2 separate regions of the Homo sapiens genome follow, and region 2 is linked to region 1. Evidence: chromatin loops called from intact Hi-C (ENCODE). Cell type or tissue: ovary. All regions are shown on one strand.

Region 1 (8,000 bases):
ATATATGGTCTCCATATACTGGGGAGGTAAAATTCCCCCTGCTACTGTGGTCGCTGGCAGCAGTGGTGGAGGGGCAGGAGCTTCAGGACCTAAAGGAAGAGAACAAGAATGTTGCTTTTTGGCAGCCCTGCTCCTGTAGCAGGACCTGTCTGTGGGATTACGATGGGTCTTTACGGGGATGTCATTTCTGATCCCTTTGGCCTCCCTAGGCCAGGCTTTGCTTCAGCTGGGAGGCAGGATTCTGCATTAATGTGGGTGGCCCATGGATAGCTTTTTGGGGGTCCTGGCTTGAATTGTTGAGGGAAGGTGAAGGGACACAAAGAAGTGGCAGAAAGAAGCAAGTGGTGGAGAAAAAAAGCTTCTGAGGGCCCCAAAGCAAAAGGAGTGGGGCTGGAAGGAGTGGGTAGGAGGAAGAAAGTCAGCATGGACTCAAGGCCTCTTCCTGGGCCTGTTCTTGGGGACCGGTGCCAAGCATCATGTGTGCTGGAGCTGAGTTCATTTGTTGAGGGAATGCTGGCTTCCTGCTGTTTGGCCACCCTTGGATAATACTTCAGAGCCCCCTGTTGGCAAGCTTCTTCCCTTTCCTGGGCATGACCCACCCCTTTGAAACAGTTGTGTGTTCCGTGACGCACTGCTGCAGCGTGAAGCCAAGGAGCACAGTATGGGGATTGAAGACTGAGTCCCGGCCCAGCCTTTGCTCTTTACATTAGACCAGGGGCCTTCCAGCACATCAGCAACTCTGTCCTGTGGACAATGGCAGGAATTCAAACCCCTCCCTGTTCACCTCTCAGGCTGCTATGACAGTCAGTACTTGAAAATATTTTCTAAATGAAAACATTTACATTTAAAGTTTTTTATTTTGCGAATTTTTTTCAAAATTACAGAAAAAAATTATTTCAAAAGACTTTTGAACATTTGCATTTGAATAAGGTGATAAAAAGGGATGCTGGAAATGTAAAAAAAAAAAAAACCCACGACATGAAGTTTTTCATTCAATTTTTTAAAGCCAAAAAATAAGTTGTGCATTATTGCTTTAGGAAAAGGAAAAAGGGAACTGCGAAACAGTTTTGAAATGAAGAAAATATCGATCTCTTTTCGCCAGGGAACAGACCTAGTAACCTGGTTGTCTGCTACTGGGCATCGACTTACAGCCTTCCCTGATCTGATGTGTCCCCAACATAGTCCTCAGGGTTCCATCTCACTATCTTCATCACCAGCTCTGCTTCCTGGATCCCAAGAAGGAATCCTGGGAGAAAAGTTTTCAAGAATTTGTTTCATCTGCTATCCTTCTGGCCTGAAGAGAATATTATTTCCACAAGAACCAATTTCTGCTCCTTTCCAATTTATCTGAGAAAATGGGAGCCAAGGTCTTTCCAGCTTTCTGCAGAACACAACTAAGATAAACTTGCTTGTCCCTTTCTTTTGGGTAGGATCTTAAAGGGCCAGGGCCTCTTGAACGCTAACTGTGGTGTCTACAAGCCCAGGACTTCTTGTGCAGCGTTTAAGGAACTACGGAGCATAGAGGTTGGAGAGCAGAGATCTCTGTGAATCAGTGCGAGGGCAACAAGATATAGCTGCTATACCTCTTCCCCAGCCTACCTGCCCTCATATCCTTGATCATCTCTGAGGATTTCCTTAAGAAAAACTGTGACTTTGTGCTTACAATGCAATCTTCATGCTTAATCCTACGAAATGATCTTGCCTTTAGTGATGGCCATTTACCATGATTGCAGGTGACTTTCAGAGTGAATATCTGCATACAAGTTGCAACTAGAAAGAACCTTATGGCTCAGCCTCCCTCAGTGAAGGGATTATTACCTGTGCCAAAGGCTGTGACCTGTTCCAAAATCAACAGCTCTCTTAATACTGGGAACAGAAGTAGACCACCCTTCTATCTTCACTGCTCTTAGTGTGACCAAGGGACTGAAGTTTTTCTCCAGCACAACATGAGAGGAGGTGACACATTCAAAACTCCCTCACATACTTCTCTCAACATTTTTCTCCTGGCTGACTGGGGCTATCGCCCCTAGCAAGACCTTAGGAGCCAAGCGTTGGAGGAAGAATGACTGTCAGCCTGGATCCATGTGTGGCTAAGTGGAAGAGAGACACTACTCACCCCTGACCCTGCTGCAGTGTTGTTACTGGAGTCAAGTGATCCTGCAGTCATGCCTCTCATGTGTCTCAGTTTCCCCATGACCACCCATTGTAGTGCCTGGCAAGCAACAGATGCCCAAGAAATCTTGATTGAACACATATCTTTATTCTTTGAAGACTCTTGTGATAGTTCAATGAAATAATCACTTTGGAAAGAGGTATCAACGTGGAAAAGCTAGTTGACAGAAGTAAGATGATGCTATCTCAGCCCCTTCCTCCCTTTCATCTTAAGAAGCTTGAACAACTTGTGGAACTATTCATTTGTCCAGGGTAACAGAAAAAGGCTATTGTGGACATAATGAAATCCATGGTAATTGAAGGAGATCCATTTAATTTCAAGCCTCTCCTCAGTGTCTCCCCCAATTCCAAAACCAAATGACAAACCTGGAAAACCAATGGACAGGAACTTGTAGTCTCTAGGATTGGTATTTACATGAAGCAGCCAGCCACAGTGAGGCCAATGGAGAAGAGACACTCTCACTTTGTAGGCATTCAGAAAAACTTGGATAGTTTAGGAAGGTGATCTTTAAGATCTTAACCAACCCCAAGTTCTGTGATCTTCAAGAAAATAAACAGAATTTTAGTTTCATCCTCTTTTGACTCCTGTGCCTCCCATGTCCATTCCCTGGGGAAGCACAAGTCAGAAACAGAATTTCCCCCAAAAGCACAAAATAGGAGGCTGAAAGAAATGCAATAACTTCCAGTCAATGAATAATTCATATTTAAGGCATCCTTGCCTTTTATTAGGGGGAAAATCAAGTCTCCAAGCAATATGTCCTCTTAGTTATACTTTGGGTTCATTTTGCATTTTGGTTGGGTACGTGACGACTCCATCATCTTTGTACAGGACTGTATGCATTTTTCTTTCTCTTTTAAATAAAGCATGTTTTTGTCAAAGGACTGCAAACCTCACTAAAGAATAGTCTTTGGAATCAGATGGGCCGGCATTTGAATCTGGGGCGAGTTATTTAATAACTTCAGATCATTCATTTCCTTTTTATAAACTGGGGTTAAATATATACCTAATAGGGGTGTCTTGAGAATTATCATTAGAAATTATTAATCCAAAAGGGCTGGCATGTAATAAATGCTCCATGCTGGCTGGATCTTTCCCCTCCTCCTTTTTTCCTGTTAAAATGTACAAAGTCCAGTTTGTGCAGCTGCATTCCATAGTGGTGACCAGGAACGTCTGTGCCACATTCAGCTACTTCAGAAGACGCAGATAGGTAAATGAGCAGCAGCAGGGCTTCGTTCTGCTGAAAAGAAAGACCGCTGATCCTGAAAAAGTCTGGGTTATGCCTGCAGAGTATAGAAACCTCAAAAATGACTGAAGTTCTGAGGAAGCTATTTTTAAATGGCCTCCTGCTGTGACACAAGCTTTCTGGGAAGGTTTATTTCAGGCCCATTATAGCTTTCCACCTGATCTCCTGCATTCCTTTTGGTTTATCTCCATCTGCTGGTACAATATGAAAGATACTTTCACAGAGACCCAGACAGCACTGGTGGCCTTGCTGTTGCAGCACCACACAGAGGTTCAGGCCAGCACTGAGATCTGGGAGGAAGAGTAAGTTTTTGGGACAGAAGAGAAATGGGGCTTCTTATGAAAGAAGGGGAATGTGATTTTTCTATCTTGGCATGAGTTGCTTAGTTGTTCCTCCTCCTCAAGTCAGCTTCACTTCAAGTGAACTTCTGGTAGGTGAGCTGTCAAGTTGGAAGCCTGGAGCATGGTGACAATCCACTCCACACTTAAGGCTTAAAACCTCAACCATTATTTAATTTGCTCACGAATCTGCAATGTGGGCAGGGCTCTGCAGAACAGCTTGTCTCTATTCTGGGCAGCATCAGCTGAGGCAGTTTGAGGGCTAGATGGGGTGACTCAATGGCTGAGGGCTGGAATCTTCTGAAAGCTTCACTCCCTTACACATCTCTTGGTTGATGGTGGCATCAGCTGAGGCAGTTTGAGGGCTAGATGGGGTGACTCAATGGCTGAGGGCTGGAATCTTCTGAAAGCTTCACTCCCTTACACATCTCTTGGTTGATGGTGGCATCAGCTGAGGCAGTTTGAGGGCTAGATGGGGTGACTCAATGGCTGAGGGCTGGAATCTTCTGAAAGCTTCACTCCCTTACACATCTCTTGGTTGATGCTGGCATCAGCCAGGGCCTCAGTAAGTCTGTGGACTGAACACCTGCACTTGGTTCCTCCATGTGGCCACTTGGCTCCCTCAGAACACAATGACCAGCTTCTAAGACAGAGGGCACAGCACGATGGGGGTAGAAGTTGTATTCCATTTTATGACTTAACCTTGGAAGTCACTTAGCATCTCCTCCGTCCTTGTCACTTTTGCTTAGATTCTCAGAGAAGGAACCCAGGCCCCTCCCCTCAGTGGGAGGAGTGTCAGCCTCATGTTGTAGGTCAGGAGGCTTTGTAGTGGCCAGCTGGAAAACAATGATCTGCCACAGAAAGGAACCCGCAGAGGTGTGGAGGCATGGGCTGCTTGTTGGAAAATTAAGAATTGAGGAAAATCAGAGCTGTATTTTTTCACTTTACAGTGGGGCTGGGTAGGGGCTGGGTAGGGGTGGAGAAATGGCAATGTAATAGAAAACATAAGTAGGATTCTCCTTGAGATTCTATTTATTTGGGAGGTGCTGTAAAATGAAGAACCTAAACTGCTTTTATACCAGTGAAAAGTTTTGCTTAGAAAAGCCTTCCCTATATCAAGATTATTTATCAATCAATGACGTCTAGTACTTCTAATATTTTTATGGCTTAATTTTTGATATATTTGGAAATTATTTTGATGAAAGGAGGGAGGCAGGTGTTCAGATGGATTGTTTTTAAGTGATTAGCCGGTTGGGACCTCTGTTGATTGAGTGATATGGTTTGGCTGTGTCCCCACTCAAATCTCATCTTGAATTATAGCTTCCACAATTCCCACGTGTTGTGGGAGGGACCTGGTGGGAGATAATTGAATCATGAGGGCAGTTTCCTCCATACTGTTCTCGTAGTAGTAAGTCTCATGAGATCTGATGGTTTTGTAAGGGGAAACCCCTTTCGCTTGTCTCTCATTTTCTTTTTGCCTGATGCCATGTAAGATGTGTCTTTCACCTTCCGCCGTGATTGTGAGACCTCCCCAAACACGTCGAATTGTGAGTCTATTGAACCTCTTTTTCTTTATAAATTACCCAGTCTCGGGTATGTCTTTATCAGCATTTATCAGACTAATACATTGAGTAATCATCTTTTTCTCATTGATTTGAAATTTTACTGTATCATATACTAAATTCCTATATATTTTGGAGCCTACTTCTGGACTCAAATGATTTTTATCTGCCTTCTCATCAGGATAATATCCCATCATGAGCTCTGGAGCTAGACAGAGCTGGGTGTAAACTCAGAAGCAGCTTAGCTATGGTCTACTTTAAGCCTCAATTTCCTTCTTTATAAGTTGGGTTGTTTTTCAAGATTAATGGCTCAATGTGTTGCGCAAAATTGTTCTGCATGGTTCCAAGCACCTTGTGCAGGCAAGGTTCTCGGGGAGACTGACTCTGAGTTGGAAATTTATGTTAAATGTTTTTCTGGAGTGCCTTCAAGCTCAACAGCTATGGAAGGGTGAGAGAGTAAGCAGGATGGGCAGAGGGAGAAGTTGAGTGCAATGCAGCCTCAGCCTCTCTAATGGGAACCCTGAAGCTTCAACAGCCCTTCAGTGTTGTCCCTGGTTGGACAGGCTTATTCATATGTCCACATTGATCAATGTTGCATGGGTGCCATTGTGGAAATGGATGTGGCCTAGGAAGACACAGCTCCCGGCAGCATTCCATGAGAAAGCTGACAGCTAGAGTGCACCACCAGCAGAATAGTCCTTTGTCAAAGGGGAATCCTGGTTGTGCATCACAATGTCGACAATAGTACCTCGCTCAAAAACTGATTTTTTTTCCTCTTCCATATTCCCAACTTTTTTTTTTATTATACTTTAAGTTTTAGGGTACATGTGCACATTGTGCAGGTTAGTTACATACGTATACATGTGCTATGCTGGTGCGCTGCACCCACCAACTCGTCATCTAGCATTAGGTATATCTCCCGATGCTATCCCTCCCCCCTCCCCCCCCACCCCACAACAGTCCCCAGAGTGTGATATTCCCCTTCCTGTGTCCATGTGAGCTCATTGTTCAATTCCCACCTATGAGTGAGAATATGCGGTGTTTGGTTTTTTGTTCTTGCGATAGTTTACTGAGAATGATTTCCAATTTCATCCATGTCCCTACAAAGGACATGAACTCATCATTTTTTATGGCTGCATAGCATTCCATGGTGTATATGTGCCACATTTTCTTAATCCAGTCTATCATTGTTGGACATTTGGGTTGGTTCCAAGTCTTTGCTATTGTGAATAATGCCGCAATAAACATACGTGTGCATGTGTCTTTATAGCAGCATGATTTATAGTCCTTTGGGTATATACCCAGTAATGGGATGGCTGGGTCAAATGGTATTTCCAGTTCTAGATCCCTGAGGAATCGCCACACTGACTTCCACAATGGTTGAACTAGTTTACAGTCCCACCAACAGTGTAAAAGTGTTCCTGTTTCTCCACATCCTCTCCAGCACCTGTTGTTCAGCAAAGCTTCATGCTGGAAGGCTCCTAGTCCAGGGCCCTCTGGTATATGGAAATCTTAATACTTTATCACAGAGGTGTGGAGAAGACATTGAAGAGGTGTAGCATTGCATGAGATGGAGGAAAGTGAGGTGGCACAATCTAAATAAGATGAGCTGGGTAAGGATTAGGCAAATCCAAAGCTTTCATCTTAGGTTAAAACACTTTCCTTTTGATAATTATTTGTTCATTTCTAGATTAAAAAATTGACTCTAATAGGCAATGTGAATGTGATAACCAGGCTATACGGAATGATCCCATGATTATAAGGAAGCATCTTAGAAAAGTATTTGCACAGATCAAACAAGGTGAGGTCATCAATTTGCTTTTCCTTTTATTATAAAAGTAAAATAAAAAATAGCATTTATAAATCCAACATTTTTTCCTTTAAAGTATTTGATCTAAAAAACATATTTACAATAGCAAAATGCAGAAAAGGGGGAAAATACCATTTTCAGCAATGATTGTAACCATGTTTAAATATTGACAAGTATTTTTTTTTTTTTTTTTTTTGCAAATCAGAGAAATAACCACATTAGAAAAAGCAATATGCCTTTTTTTTTAAAATGGCACATCAAGTGACTCTCATTTTAAAATATCTCTTTTCTTAACCCTTAATTTGAATGCAAAATGATGCTGTGGTCAGAAGGAATGCCAGGTGGCGACCGTGATACCTTTAATGACAATAGGAACGTAGCAGAGGGACAACAGCAATGACAACAGAAAGCAGCTGTGATCCAGCAGCAGCTGGCAAAGCTTAGTAAGCAACCTCATCCCCAGATGCATCCGCTCAGCCAGTGTTGTGATTGCTAGATACTATCTGTAAGTGAACCAAACTAAAATTCATTTATGAACCAAGAAAGGAAGCCAAGTTGAAAAGGTCTCGAGTTAAATCGAGAATGATTCAGGCGGGCCGGCTCTCTGAGCACCTTTGGATGCACTTCAGCTTCTGTCTTGTGGACAACGCAGTGGAATTTTAGGGCTTTGGTTTACACGGTGTGGGAAATTGTCAGCAGGCTAAATTTTGCCTTCTAGAGGTCCTTCCTGCCCATAATCATGGGGCATTTTGTTGAGAGTTAGCAGTGAGGCACCACTGGTCAGAGACTCGGTAAAGCTGAGTTTGCGGAAGGATGTCTCCACGCCGCTGTCGCAGACACTGTCACTGTCTCGGAGCTCGTCTGAGGGGAGAAA
Region 2 (8,000 bases), 390 kb before region 1:
ACTAAGAAGTGGAGTGTTCCTATAACAAATGCCTATTATTGTAAAAGCAGCTTTGTAGCTAGTAGTGAATAAAAGCTAGAACAGTTGTGAAGTGCCTCCTAGAAAAAGTCTAGATTACCATGAACAGAGCATTAAGGGCAATTCTGATGAAGGTTCAGAAGACGAGGAGAGCTGTATAAAGAGCCTTCATGTTCTTAGAGATTATCTAAGTTAATCATGATCAGAAGGCTGGTAGAAATGTGGAGAGTAAAGACCATTCTGATGAGTTCTTCAGTGGAAATAAAGAATGTCTTACTAGAAACTGGAGGAAAGGTCATCCTTGTTATAAAGTAGCAAAGAACTTGGCTGAATTCCACCTGTGTCCTAATGCTTTGTGAAAGGCAGAACCTGTGAGCAATGAAATAGGATATTTAGGGGAAGAAATACCTAAACAAAATGCTGAGGGTGCTACATGCTTCTCTTGACTGTTTATGATACTGGACAAAAAGAGAAAAATTAATTCAAGATGGAATTTATAATCAAAAAGGAAGCAGAACTTAAAGAATTGGAAATTTTTCAGCCTAACCAGGTTGTAAAGACTGAGTTCAGGAGAGAATACCAAGAATATGGCCAAGTGCATGTTTGATAAGCAGATTAGTATGGATGGAAGGAAGCCAGATGTTATTCATCAAGTCAGTGGAGGAGTGGCCCTGAAGGTATTTCAGAGATCTTTGAGGCTACCACTCTTATCACAGGCTCAGAGTGCCAGGGCCTTCAGGGCAGAACAGTTTCAAGGGAGGGGCCCAGGGTGTCCATGGGAACTCAGGGCTTGCTGCCTAGGGCCACGTCAACTTTCTGCTCCACACATGTGGCTCAGCATTCCTTAGCCACACCAGCTGTGGCTCAAGCAGGCCCAGGTGCAGTGTCAGAGAGTATAAACAGTAAACCTTGGTGGTGCCCATGTGGTGCTAAGTCTGTAGTCATGGCTATCTCCGCATAGATTTCAAAGGAGGTCACAGAGAACCTTGGGGCCCAGGCACAGAACTGCCAGAGGTGTGAGGTCAGCACAGAGAGTCACCACTAGGGCAGTGCCTACAAGAGCTGTGGAGTCAGGGATACCGCAGAGAGCCCCCATAAGAGCAATGCCTAGTGGAGCTATGGGGGCAGAGCCACCACCAAGACTGTAGGCCACTAGAGATACCAGTGTGCAATTCCTGCCTGGGAGAGCGACAGGCATGTGATGCCAACATGTGAGAACTGGTGCATGGTCTGCTCCCCCTAAAGCCATGCAGGCAAGGCTCCCAGGAGACATGGGGGCTCAACCCCTTCCCCATTGTATGCAGAAGGCAGGACATGGAGTCAAAGAAGATTATTCTCAAGTCTCAAGATTTAATGTTGTTTGCCTTGCTGGGTTTGGGACTTACTTGGAACTTATTACCCCTTTCTCCTTTTCTATTTCCTCCCTTTTGAAAAGGGAATATCTATCTTTCCTCTGTCTGTCCCACTATTGTATTTTAGAATGATATAACTTGCTTGATATCATAGGCTTACAGCTGGAGAGCAATTTGCCTCAGGATGAATCAAACCTTGAGTCTCACCCATATCTGATTTAGATGAGACTCTGGACTCTGGACTTTTGAGTTGGTATCGGAAACAGTTAAGACTTTTGGAGCTACTGGGATGGAACAAGTGTGTTTTATATGTGAGAAAGACATGAATTTGTTGTGGGGGAAGGGGCAAAATGCTATGGTTTGAATGTTTGTGTCCCTCCAATTTCATGTTGAAACTTAATCCCCAATGCAACAGTATTAAGAGCTGGGGCCTTTAGGAGGTGACTAGGTCATGAGGGCTCTGCCCTCATAAATGGATTAATGCCCTTATAAAATAAGTGGAGGGAGCTAGCTAGCCCCTTTTCGCCCTTCTGTCTCTTCCAACATGTAAAGATACAGCATTTATTTCCTCCAGAAGATGCAGCATTCAAGGCACCATTTTGGAAGCAGAGATCTGAGCTTTTACCAGATGCCAAATCTGTCAGCACTTTGATCTTGGATTTTCCAGCCTCCAGAACTGTGACAAAATAAATTTTTGTTATTTATAAATTACCCAATCTTGAGGATTTTGTTAAAGCAACACAAATAGACTAAGACACTACTATGGTTTGAATGTTTGTCCCCTCCAAAACTCATGTTGATTGTAACAGTATCAAGAGGTGGGACCTTTAAGAGGTTATTAGGCCTTGAGGGCTGTGCCCACATGGGTGAGGTTAATTTCATTATAAAAGGACAAGTTCTGCCACCCATTTGCGTCCCTTACCCTTATACCTTCTGCCATGTGAGGAGGACATAGACTCCCTCCCCTCCAGAGAATGGAACAAGAAGGCCCTCTCAAGATGCTGGGGTGCCTTGATCTTGAACTTCTCAGCCTCCAGAACTATGAGAAAGAAATTTTTTTCATTATAAATTATCCAATCTGTGGTATTCTGTTACAGCATACAAAATGACCTAAGACAGACACCGTGTCACTTTATTGTGGCAACAAGATCTAGGCACCCGAAAACGGTTTAAAATCAAGGTACTATCTGACTAATGAGATCAAATCCTAAATACTATTAGGAATTTTAACAATGACAGTCAATTTGAATTATAGTAGTAGAAGTTTAGCCCAGATTTGTATTGTCCTGATTAAATAATAATACTAGGTAGTCATTATCTTAAAAAAAATACTGACCTAGTTTGAATGCCTTTTATAAAGAGTATTCTGTTATGCATGCATGTAGGTCTCAAATTCATTTGTTCAGAAAGATGTATACTGTGGTTGTTTATAATTGTGTTAATCTTTTATCTGACCTCAAGAAGAGTTCTTTGTTTGAAAGGCAGCAATAGTTCCAAAGATTCCAAAGCAATACATACTCACAACTGTTGATGCATATGTTTTACCTAACATTAATTGAATAAGTATGTGTTAAATGCCTACTACATGTCAGCAATGCATAGTAGATAAGAGAATAGACTATATTTAAACACACTGGAATTGAAAATCCCAGCTTTGCCACTCTCAGTGGAAGGAAAAGAGCTGCAGTCTCATTTAGAATAATTTATACTGAATTCCATATACATTATGATTTTTAAAGGAAATTTCAGTTCTTATTTAGCCAATTATTAATGCTGTTGTCAAATTTAATTGGCATACCTTTCTTTAGAGGAGAGAGGTGAGGAATTATTTAAAAGTATTTAGCTGGGCTACAAAGTAAATCATCCACATTTAGAAGAGTACAAGTTGGCCATAAAGTTTTGCTGAATGATCTGTGATATGTAGTCACTAGATGTCACTGTTGCACAACATTGCTCCAAAAGCATAAACCCATAGTATTGTGTATGGACACACCAAGGAAAGACAAGTTGTTTATATTAAGTGATACATATGCACATACATGGTATTTAAGAAATGAAGTTCCCAAGAAGTACGTATTGCTATTCTTTCAGCCTATTTCTTGGTATGCCCCTCAGATAATAGAATCATAGACTTAAAACTGTTAAAGCCTGGCCAGGCGCAGTGGCTCACACCTGTAATCCCAGTACTTTGGGAGGCCAAGGTGGGCGGATCACGAGGTCAGGAGATCAAAACCATCCTGGCTAACACGGTGAAACCCGTCTCTACTAAAAATACAAAAAATTAGCCAGACGTGGTGGCACGCGCCCGTAGTCCCAGCTGCTCGGGAGACTGAGGCAGGAGAATCGCTTGAACCCGGGAGGCGGAGGTTGCCGTGAGTCGAGATTGCGCCACTGCACTCCCGCCTGGGCTACAGAGCGAGACTCCGTCTCAAAAAAAAAAAAAAAAAAAAGAAACTGTTAAAGCCCTTAGATCATCTAAGATCCTCACTCCCTACGTCACTTTATAGGTTTGGAATCGAGCAGAGAGATGAAATGACAAGAAATTTACTCAATATGATGTATCAGGGTCAGGTGCGATGTCTCATGCCTGTAATCCCAGCACTTTGGAAGGCTGAGGCTGGCGGACCACTTGAGATCAGGAGTTTTAGACCATTCTGGCCACCATGGTGAAACCCCATCTCTTCCAAAAAATAAAAAAACTAGACGGACACAGTGACTCACGTCGGTAGTCCCAGCTACTCGGGAGGCGGAGGTTGCAGTGAACCCAGATCGCACCACTGCACTCCATCCTGGGCGGTGAGATTCTGTCAAAAAAAAAAAAAAAAGTAGCAAATGAAAAACAGAGAACTTAGATTGCCCAGTTCTTTTTACAATACCACACTGTGTCCATTATTAATATATAATCAAACAGACATTCTAAAAAACCAAGGTGAAAATGGAACTTCTAAATCCATCAAAATTTTTCACTATTTTGAAAGCAAAGCCTAGCAATATAACAGCAGTACAGACTTCTAATAAGTTTTAAATACCATAGCTTTTGCTATAAGTTGTACAAACATCTCACTTAATTCCCATAATAGCAAGATATGTATATATGTGTGTTTATGTATGTACTTATATCTACCTCATTCCGAAAAGGATTTTAAGAAGCTTATTGAAATAAGTAAAGCATAAAAATTTTTTAAACTGAGCTGATCATTTATATGTAAGACACTGGAATATAAACCAGTAAGAAGTCTTATTTTTGTTAGTACAAAAAGCAGGCCATAATTTCTAATAAACTTATCCAGTCAACTCATATTTGGGTGTCTGTCCTCAAATGTGATTCTGCTTTCCCTAGCTGTGAATATGAAGAAAAACAGATAGTACTATGCCCAATAAAAGCTGATGAGATTTGGGAGGCCAAGGCAGGAGGATCACTTGAGCCCAGGAGTTCAAGACCAGCCTGGGCAACATAGGGAGACCCCGTCCCTACAAAAAATTAACCAGACATGACATGTCTGTAGTCCCAGCTACTTGGGAGGCTGAGGTGGGAGGATCACTTGAGCTGGGGAGTTGGAGACTGCAGTGAGCCATGATCACACCACCGCACTCCAGCCTGGGTGACAGACAGAGTGAGAACCCATCTCTCCAGAAAAAAAAAAAAAAAAAAAAAAGATGACAAGAGATTGTAAATTACCCAAGATCATACAACCAGTATATTTCTGATTTCAAGGCTGTTATGCATTTATAGTGATGCCAAGATACTGTAGCATGAAATGTTTTTCCCTTTGTGTCATATCTGATTTCTTTCAGCAGTGTTTTGTAATTCTCATTGTAGAGATCCTTCACTTCCCTGGTTAGCTGTATTCCTAGGGTATTTTCTTTTTGTGGCTGTTGTATATGGAATCTTGTTCTTGATTTGGCTCACAGCTTGGACTTGTTGGTGTATAGAAATGCTACTGATTTTGGTACATTGATTTTGTATCCTGAAAATTTTCTGTAGTTTTTTATATCTAGGAGCTTTTGGGCAGAGACTATGGGGTTTTCTAGGTGTAGAATCATATCATCTACAGACAGAGATTGTTTGACTTCCTCTCTTCCTACTTGGATGCCTTTTCTTTCTTTCTCCTGCCTGATTGTTCTGGCTAGAACTTCCAGTATTATGTTGAATAGGAGTGTTGAAAGAGGGCATCCTCGACTTGCTCTGGTTTTCAAGGGTAATACTTCCAGCTTTTGCCTGTTCAGTGTGATGTTGGCTATGGGTTTGTCATAAACGACATTATTTTAAGATATATTCCTTCATGCCTATTTGTTGAAGGCTTTTAACATGAAGTTATGCTGAATTTTATTAAAAGCCATTTCTGTATCGAGATTATTATATGGTTTTGGGGTTTAGTTCTAATTATGTGATGAATCACAATTATTGGTACATATGTTGAACCAACTTTGCATGCCAGGGATAAAGTCTACTTGATCGTGATGGATTAGCTTTTTCATGTGCTGCTGAATTCCATTTGCTAGTATTTTGCTGAGGATTTTTGCATCAGTGTTCATCAAGGATATTGGCCTTTTTCTTTTTTATTGTGTCTCTGCCAGGTTTGGGTATCAGGATGATGCTATCCTCATAGAATGACTTGGGGAGTTCTTCCTCTTCAATTTTTTGGAATATTTTCAGTAGGAATGCTACCAGGTCTTCGTTATATATCTGGCAGAATTTGGCTGTGAATCATTCTGGTCCTGGGCTTTTTCTAGTTGGTAACCTTTTTATTACTGATTCAATTTCAGAATTCATTATTTGTCTGTTCAGGATTTTAATTTCTTCCTGGTTCAATCTTGGGAGGTTGTACGTTTCCAGAAATTTACCCATTTCTTGTAGTTATTCTAATTTGTTTGCATAGAGGTGTTCATAATAGTCTGAGGATTTTTTGTATTTCTCTGGGGTAATGTCCCTTTGTCATTTCCAATTGTGTTTATTGGGATGTTCTCTCTTTTTTTCTTTGTTAGTCTAGCTGTGGTCTTATTTATTCTTTCAAATAATCTTATTTGTTCTTATTTATAATCTTATTTATTCTTTAAATAATCTTATTTATTCTTTCAAAAAACCAACTCCTGGATTCCTTGATCTTTTTGTATTGCTTGTCATGTCCCAATTTCATTCAGTTCAGGTGTAATTTTGGTTATTTCTTTTCTTCTGCTAACCTTGGGGTTGGTTTGCTCTTGTTTTTCTATTTCTTCTAGCCGTAAGGATAGGTTGTTAATTTGAGATCTTTCTAACTTTTATATGGGGGCATTTAGTGCTATAAACTTTTCTCTTAGCATGCTTTAGCCCTGTCTCAGAGATTCTGTTATATTGTATCTTTGTTCTCAATAGTTTCAAAGAATTTCTTAATTTCTGACTTAATTTTATTGTTTACCCAAAAGTCATTCAGGAAACAGGTTGCTTAATTTCTATGTAACTCTATGGTTTTGAGAGTTCTTTTTAGTATTTATTTCTATTGTTACTGCACTGTGGTCTAAGAGTGTGGTTCAGTTTTTTTAAATTTGCTGAGAATTGTTTTATGGCTGATCATGTGGCCAATTTACAGTATGTGCCATGTGCAGATGAGAATAATGTATATTCTATTGTTTTGGGGTGGCAAGTTGTGTAAAAGTCTGTTAGGTTCATTGATCAAGTGTTGAGTGCAGGTCCCAAATATCTTTGTCAGTTTTCTGCCTCAGTGATCTGTCTAGTACTGTCAATGGGATGTTTAAACTTCCCACTGCTTGTATGTGGTTATCTAAGTTTCTTCATAGGTCTTTAAGAACTTATTTTATGAATCTGTTTGCTTCTGTGGTGGGTTCATATATATATTTAGGGTAGTTAGGTCTTCTTGTTGAACTGAACCCTTTACCATTATGTAATGTCCTTCTTTGTCATCTTTTTTCATCACTGTTTGTTTAAAGTCTGTTTTGTCTGAAATTAGAACAGTAACCCCTGCTTTTTTCTGGTTTTTTTTTTTTTTTTAATTTGCTTGGTAGATTTTTCTCTATTCCTTTACTTTGAGCTTATAGTTATCATTGCATGTGAGATGAGTCTTTTGAAGACAGTATATTGTTGGGTCTTGCTTCTTTATCCAACTTGCCATTCTGTGCCTTTTAATTGGGGCATTTGGCTCATTTACATTCAAAGTTGATACTTTGATATATGCAAATTTAATTCTGTCATCATGTTGCTAGCTGTTTATTATGAAGATTTGATTGTGTAGTTTCTACTTTATAGTGTCAATGGTCTATGTATTTAAGTGTGTTTTTGTGGTGGCTGGTAACAGTCTTTAATTTCTATGTTTAGCACTCCCTTCAGGACCTCTTGTAAGGCACATCTGGTGGTAACAAATTCCCTTAGCATTTGTTTGTCTGAAAGGATCTTATTTCTCCTCTGCTTATGAAGCCTCTTTTAACTAGATAAGAAATTCTTGGTTGAAATTTCTTTTCTTTAAGAATGCTGAATATAGGCCCCTCAATCTTTTCTGGCTTGTAGAGTTTCTGCTGAAAGGTCCACTCTTAGCCTAATGGGGTTCCATTTGTAGATGACCTGCCTCTTTTCTCTAGCTGCCTTTAATGCTTTTTTCTTTCATTTCGACCTTGGAGAATCTGATTGCTTTGTGTTTT

The links. Hi-C counts contacts between places; a loop is a spot of excess contacts. Peaks named below come from ENCODE experiments on the same cell type or tissue, not always from the same donor. Only the 100,000 strongest peaks of a DNase experiment are listed, where the experiment ranks them.
Region 2: it touches region 1 in a loop (2.8-fold over the local background); 100 of 110 quality-filtered maps call a loop at or near these places.

Annotation. Positions count from the first base shown.
Region 1 is chr4:102,616,421-102,624,420 of GRCh38, reverse strand. It overlaps NFKB1 (nuclear factor kappa B subunit 1), which reads right to left. Exons shown (of 24, transcript NM_003998.4): 24 at 7,119-7,987. The coding sequence ends at 7,827. LOC105377347 (a long non-coding RNA gene) reads left to right here and starts at 3,319. Exons shown (of 2, transcript XR_007058205.1): 1 at 3,319-3,380. In ovary, a CTCF peak has its summit at 3,594 (motif pointing left); a DNase peak (open chromatin) is centred at 3,665.
Region 2 is chr4:103,004,618-103,012,617 of GRCh38, reverse strand. The region is part of intron 1 of SLC9B1 (solute carrier family 9 member B1); the gene reads left to right. Among named protein-coding and RNA genes, the nearest start is that of SLC9B1, 11 kb to the left of the region's middle. In ovary, a CTCF peak has its summit at 3,300 (motif pointing right); no DNase peak of the experiment used is centred here; H3K27ac peaks cover 1,162 bases.